Regions from separate parts of the Homo sapiens genome. Here region 2 is linked to region 1. The links are chromatin contacts, found by Hi-C or POLR2A ChIA-PET in ENCODE. All regions are on one chromosome and are shown on one strand. Each heading gives the region's core, a stretch centred on a gene start or an enhancer-like site at or near the end of the contact. The rest is flanking DNA. Distances are from core to core; before and after follow the strand shown.

Region 1 (3,304 bases), core at 319-2,818:
TAGCATCTGCCAACTAAGGTGGGAGAGATGGTCAAGGTCTCTGATTCTGACAGCAATGTGGGCACTTCCCACGTACCTTCATGGCGGGATTCATGGACTTGATTCGTTGTGTCCTTTCCTGGCCTAGTCTATGAAAGCTAGAGAGATGGCTGAAAACATCTGACCCCTCTCTGCACATAAGGAAAAGCCCAGGTATGTTCCTGAGCTGTGTTTCCATCTAGAACCTCAGATGGAGGAAGGAATGGCTTCCAACCTCCACTCCCCTACCCCTTCCCTCTTTATCTCCCCACAGTCAATTAATGAGCTGCTCATTTTGTCCATATTCCCGGGCTGACATTGAAGGAGTGGCAAAGAGGGACGTGATGCCCGCCTTGGGTTAGATCAAGACTTGTAGGCATGAAGAGAGGAGACTGGACCAGACCAGGACTAAGAAGCCTGGCTGAGAACGAGCTGTGTCACATAAGGGGCTCTGGGACCTCAGGCCAGCCACTTTCCTTGGAGCCCCAGTCCTCCCAGTTCTGAAATGGGGGTGGTGAGAATGCCCGCTGCAGTCATGAGGCTTAACTGAGATGTTGTAAAGGGGAATTTAAATCAGGGATGGTTGTGCAGATGCTAGCCATTACTAAACAAGGGAAGTGATCGTTGTGTAACAATGATCTAGATTATATTTTTAGATGTCCTCAGTGTAGGAAAGTGGAGATGGAGGAGGCTGTAAGAATTCAGAGGAGGGGCCAGGCGCGGTGGCTCACGCCTGTAAATCCTAGCACTTTGGGAGGCCGAGGTGTGCGGATCACAAGGTCAGGAGATCGAGACCATCCTGGCTAACACGGTGAAACCCCGTCTCTACTAAAAATACAAAAAATTAGCCGGGCATGGTGGCAGGCGCCTGTAGTCCCAGCTACTCCGGAGGCTGAGGCAGGAGAATGGCGTGAACCTGGGAGGCGGAGCGTGCAGTGAGCCGAGATGGTGCCACTGCACTCCAGCCTGGGCCATAGAGCAAGACTCTGACTTAAAAAAAAAAAAAAAAAAGAATTCAGAGGAGGGAGGAGGCATCTCTATGGAGGGAGCTTCCCTCTCCTGCCCCACCCAGAAATGCCAGCAGGGAGGGAGACGACAAATCCCTAGAATAGAAAGGATTGTAAAAAGCCACAAGGTTTAATATGAGTGTTTACTGATATTTTTATAAATATATATATTTTTATATATTTGTTTAAATATTGAGACGGGGACTCACTGTGTTGCCCAGGCAGGTCTTGAACTCCTGGGCTCAAGCAGTCTTCTTGCCTCAGCCTCCCAAAGTGCTGGGATTACAGGTATAAACCACCACACCCAGCCAGATTTACTATAGTTGAAAAGTAAGTGTATGTGGTATATATCTATTGTGTACAACATGCTGTTTTGAAAAAGCCACATGATATTGAAGATAGGCTGGATGTTACTATTTCATCTAAATCCCGAGTACCCCACCTCTTTACTCTGTGCCAGGCACTCAGGCTCACCAGCTTGGATATAGTGGTTCCTAGAGATGGACAGCCATCCCCACTAGATGGCAGAGAAGAGCTGCTGAGCTCCCGCCAGACCCTGAGCAGAGCTGCAGGTTCCTCCCTATTCCCAGGCTTCCCTCTGCTGAGCTCATTCAGGGGCCTTGTGACTCTGACCAGGCACCCTGACGCTGCAAAATGTGTCAGGTTGAAGGAACTCGGAAACAGATTTATTAATGGGCAAATCCTAGACACTAGCACAGCTGAGCTACAGCTAGAAAGACCCTTGAGAGGGTGTCAGTAGCAGGCCCCTTTCCACAAAGAAGATGGTTGGAGCCCAGAAGCAGAGAAGTAGGCTCAGAGCGAGGACTCAGACCTCGAATGCTCCTTTCCCTCTTGGCCACTGTGCTGGGCTTTGCAGGGTTGCCCTCTCAAGGCGCTTTAAGGAAACCCAGATCTAGAGGGTGATGTGTAAGACCTACAGCTTGGGACACAGGTAGTCTTAGCCCTGTGTTCCTTGGCCCATGTGATGCCCGCATTGCCCTTTTCTACGAATTCCTCTTCACAAACACTTGTTTGCCAGGTTCTGACTCTGATGCCTCCCTTAACGCTGCCTCCCACCCCTGCTCATGCTCAGACCATTCATCCGTGTTCTCCAGGCATGTGGTTCGTAGTTGGAGAGCTCTTAGCTCTGGGAGGTGTCATGATCTGTTTAATTGACCAGCTTTCCCTGTTAGAATGTGGACCTCTGAATTGTGGAGGGGGACAGGGGCCGAGACATGTTTCTCCCTGGGTCCTCAGTCTCTTGACAGGAAGCCTGGTCCTGTGGGATGAAAAGATAAAGTTGCATTGTGGTCACCTGCAAGGCAGGCCGGGGACTTGCTCATCTCCCGAGGTCTTTTCAGGAGGGAGGATGCCATGCTGCTGAGCAGAGGCTGCAAGTGGTCAGGATTGCTCTGCGTGTTCAGTTCAAAGGGCTCTGGAGCTGCTGCCTCCTCTAGGCACAGGTCAGCCCATTTTGAATGGGGCAATAAATGGTGACAGCAAAGCCACCTGAAAGCAGCCTGACCTGGTGGCTTGTGCTCCTCCAAACCCTGGGCAGAATCTGAAAGCAGCAAAACTAGCTTAGCTAACACCAGTCTGCTTGTTCCTCAGAAACTTCTAGAGGTCCATGAGTTAAAGTCTCTGGCTTTACTGTGAGTTCAAGGCAAGGGCTGCAATTTTAGGGTTTACATAAAGAGTTTGCCTTCCACAGACTTGGTGGGATTCATTCCCTACCCCTCCACCTTCTTCCAGAATCTGTCTTTATACCCTCTCAGCTTTCCCCTCCTCTGCTCCCTCTGTGGTACCAGGGGCTCTGGGTCCCCTGTGTCTGTGGCACCACTGGGTAGGCATAGCTGTCCCCTGCATTCTACCCATGTTGCCAAGATGTATAGGCAGTCTCTCATCAGTCCATGCATCTCATCCTCTCCTGCTGTGATGCTGCGTGACCCCCCAGAGGGTCAGACCGGCTTGTTCTTCTTTGGGTCTAGAGTCTCCCAAGGAGGCACCGCCACAGACTGTGGCATCACGGTTTTGTTTTACCTGATCTCAAAATGACTGATGCAACTGGGATGTCTTTGCTGTTCTTTACATGGTCCAATCCCATGGATAAAGCCATGCCTCGCTGGGTGGTATAACCTCCTGCACGCACGATGATTAATCTGTGCTTGCTCCCTTCCTCTCCTCTGTGGCTCACTGTCTAGATAGAGCTTGACTTCCCACCCCTAGCCAATCACCCACTTTTGAAGCCAAGAAGACAGCTTATTTTATTCTTTATTTCT
Region 2 (3,460 bases), core at 397-2,896, 190 kb after region 1:
CACTGTTTTTGTACCATGAAAGTGGTTCTTTTAAAAAATTTAAATGTTAAGAGTTCCTAGAATATATTCCCGTCCAAGATCTTTCCACATTTCAGGCATGAACAAGAGATACGTAAAGAGTGAACCAAAGGAATAATGTAATTCAACATTACAATAAAAGTAATATAGTCACCTATGCTAGATATAGTTGGCCTCGTGGCTATACACTTGGCTAGCTAACCTTCCAATCTTAAAAACAACATTACAGGCTAGGCGCAGTGGCTCACGCCTGTAATCTCAGCACTTTGAGAGGCCGAGGCAGGCGGATCACGAGGTCAGGAGATCGAGACCATCCTGGCTAACACGGTGAAACCCCATCTCTACTAAAAATACAAAAAATTAGCTGGGCGTGGTGGCGGGTGCCTGTAGTCCCAGCTACTCAGGAGGCTGAGGCAGGAGAATGGCGTGAACCTGGGAGGCACAGCTTGCAGTGAGCCGAGATCGCGCCACTGCACTCCAGCCTGGGCGACAGAGCGAGACTCTGTCTCAAAAAAAAAAAAAAAAAAAAAAAAATTACAGATGTTGTTATCACTAATTTACAAATGACTTGATTGCCTCCCACCACCAGTTATTACAAGGCAGGATGAGGAAAGCAGCAGCAGTCCCAGCTACTCAACAGGGTGTCTTTTTCTGACCATATCCTGAGGGGCTTTTGTACTCTCCTGTCAGAGTCCAGAGCATCAGTGCAGCAAATACTGCCCATTCACAGCTGATATTAGAATTTGTAATTAATTTGTATAGAAAAAGGTAAAAATCAGTCAGTTAAATATATTTTGACTGTTTATTATATGCAAGGCAATGCGCTAAAAAGCTAGGGATATGGTCAGAAGCCACAATTCTGATCTGTTGCTGTAACAGACTATGCTGCTTTGTCTGCATTGTATCTCTTAATATTAAGAGATAGTTTGTCAGACTTAAATTTATCTATTAACTGATCTGAATTAATTGACAGAAAACAACCCAAGAGAAAATCTAAACAGCAACACCTCAACATAATCAGGGCAGAGTGGTGCCATTTAGAGCGCAGCATTTAACTTAGCTTTGTTACTTAGCTCTGTCTACTTTCTCTAAGTAGATGAAAGTGTCAGAACACAATAGCACCCAGCTTTGAGAATAATCACGTGTAAAGGCAATGTGGTGGAAAGGGCAAGAATAAGAAGACCTAGGTTCAAACCTAGCTTTATCACCTTACTAGCTGTGTGGTTTTGGGTCACCTACTTGTTCTCTTTCAACCTTAGTTTTCTCATCTATACAACAGGGTTATCATTTTCTAATGAGATTTTTTGAAAAAATGTTAAAGATGTATTAAGTCAGATGATGCCTGCCAAACATGGTAAACTAATTAGTTACCTTCTTCCATCACTTAACCTGGCCTGTACGTTCATTAATCAAAATCCAAATACCTATTTGTAACTAGAAAAAATTAATAAATTGACCAGGTGTGGTGGCTCATGCCTCTAATCCCAGCACTTTGGGAGGCCGAGATGGGCAGATCACTTGCGCTCAGGAGTTCAAGACTAGCCTGGGCAACATGCCGAAACCCTGTCTCTAAAAAAAAAAAAAAAATTTGGCCGGGTATGGTGGCACACGTCTGTAGTCCCAGCTACTCAGGAGGCTGAGGTGGGGGGATTGCTTGAGCCTGGAAGGTCAAGGCTTCAGTGAGCTGAGATTGTGTCACTGCATTCCAGCCTGGGTGACAGGGTCCCCCAAAAAAGAATAGTGACTCAGGCTATAATATTCAAGAATCATTCTCACAAGACTTTAGAATGAAGTATATTATATACAATTAGTCTGAAGTCTGTTAATGTGGGAAAATGTTAAAAATTTTCTATTTTCTGAGCATGTGCTAACCAGGAAAAGGAGACGGTAACAAAAAAGGTGCTTTTATTACTGAGAATTAAAAAATACATATAATATTCATGTGCAGACAAGCCAATGTGACTATAGAACTGCTCAATAAGTTCTCCTTTACAAGTTAATTCCTGCTACAAATACTTCAATGATACAGTGTCATTAAAACAGAATATTTCTCAGCCTTAGCTTAATTCTATTTATTTCAAGCAATTGTGATAAGATGAAATTCTAAAGTAATGAAGGGATCCAAAATGCTCAATAGGGTCTATGATAATCTGGCTCTCCCTGAGCTGGTTGTCATGGCTTGTTAGGAAGCTTGTGAAGAGTAGAGGGTCCAAGGAAGAGCTGTTCGAATGATATACCCCTAATCCCACGTTAGGACTAATTACTCTTCTTACTCTTAAAAATCATTTATTTGCTGATGAATTCTAAATGTACACCACTAGCTCACACTTCCCTTAATACTAGACTCAGATATCCAACTACCTACTTAGTATCTCTACTTGCATGTCCAACAGTCGGTTCATTTTTTATTTGTTTTTGAGACAGAGTCTCGCTCTGTCGCCCAGGCTGGGGTGCAGTAGCATGATCTTGGCTCACTGCAACCTCTGCCTCCTGGGTTCAAGCGATTCTCATGCCTCAGCCTCCCAAATTACATGGGATTATAGGTGTATGCCACCACACCTGGCTAATTTTTAGTGGAGGCGGGGTTTTGCCATGTTGGCCAGGCTGGTCTCGAACTCCTGGCCTCAAGTGATCCACCCTCCTTGGACTCCCAAAGTGCTGGGATTACAGGCATGAGCCACCACGCCTGGCCAATTCTTTTTTTTTTCTCATATACCTTATATCCATATCCACTTAATAACAACATTAATAATCATAGTTGCTAATACATATAGTATACTTGCTATGTGCTAAGCACTGTTCTAAACCCTTGGCATGTACATTGTTTAATTCTTTTTTTTTTTTTTTTTTTGAGATGGCGTCTCACTCTGTTGCCCAGGCTGGAGTGCAGTGGCATAATCTCGGCTCACTGCAACCTCCACCCTCTGAGTTCAAGCAATTCTTCTGCCTCAGCCTCCCGAGTAGCTGGGATTACAGGCGTGTGCCACCATGCCCGGCTAATTTTTTGTATTTTTAGTAGAGACGGAGTTTCACCATCTTGGCCAGGCTGGTCTTAAACTCCCGACCTCATGATCCACCCGCCTCAGCCTCCCAAAGTGCTGGGATTACAGGTGTGAGCCACCGTGCCCGGCCTCATTGTTTAATTCTTTATAGTAACACTATGGAATGGGTATTATTATTTATCCTAATTTTATGGCTAAGAAAACCAAAGCATAGGGAATTTAAGTTGTTCAAGATCACAAATTAAAGAAGTACCAGACTCAATGTCTGAACCCAGATAGTCTAGCTACAGAGTATGTGTTATTAACCACTATGTATACACCATATTGTCCTAGCAATGCAACAGTCTCCTATAACTGCAATAATATTTTTATAATTATCTGCAGAGCAGCCAGAGTAGTTCTTTTAAAACATAAGTCAGATTACGACACTCTTTTTATAC

Evidence for each region. Hi-C counts contacts between places; a loop is a spot of excess contacts on that map. ChIA-PET counts read pairs that join two places held with the same protein, here RNA polymerase II (POLR2A). Pooled maps may share reads with other maps.
Region 2: a loop to region 1 is called in a pooled map, with 2.4 times the contacts of the local background. The contact joins two enhancer-like sites. A Hi-C loop is called at or near these places in 3 of 50 pooled maps. POLR2A ChIA-PET finds 5 or more read pairs at or near these places in 2 of 52 experiments (OCI-LY7 and T-cell).

What each region holds. Positions count from the first base shown.
Region 1 is chr3:129,488,828-129,492,131 of GRCh38, forward strand. All of the region lies in intron 16 of IFT122 (intraflagellar transport 122), which reads left to right. Among named protein-coding and RNA genes, the nearest start is that of RHO, 38 kb to the right of the region's middle. RefSeq lists silencers at 851-1,059, 1,466-1,535 and an enhancer at 1,459-1,753. Within about 2 kb of position 1,569, at least 16 of the 41 ENCODE cell types and tissues checked have a DNase peak (open chromatin) inside an H3K27ac peak, as active enhancers do.
Region 2 is chr3:129,675,510-129,678,969 of GRCh38, forward strand. The region is part of intron 4 of TMCC1 (transmembrane and coiled-coil domain family 1); the gene reads right to left. Among named protein-coding and RNA genes, the nearest start is that of PLXND1, 71 kb to the left of the region's middle. Within about 2 kb of position 1,647, at least 2 of the 41 ENCODE cell types and tissues checked have a DNase peak (open chromatin) inside an H3K27ac peak, as active enhancers do.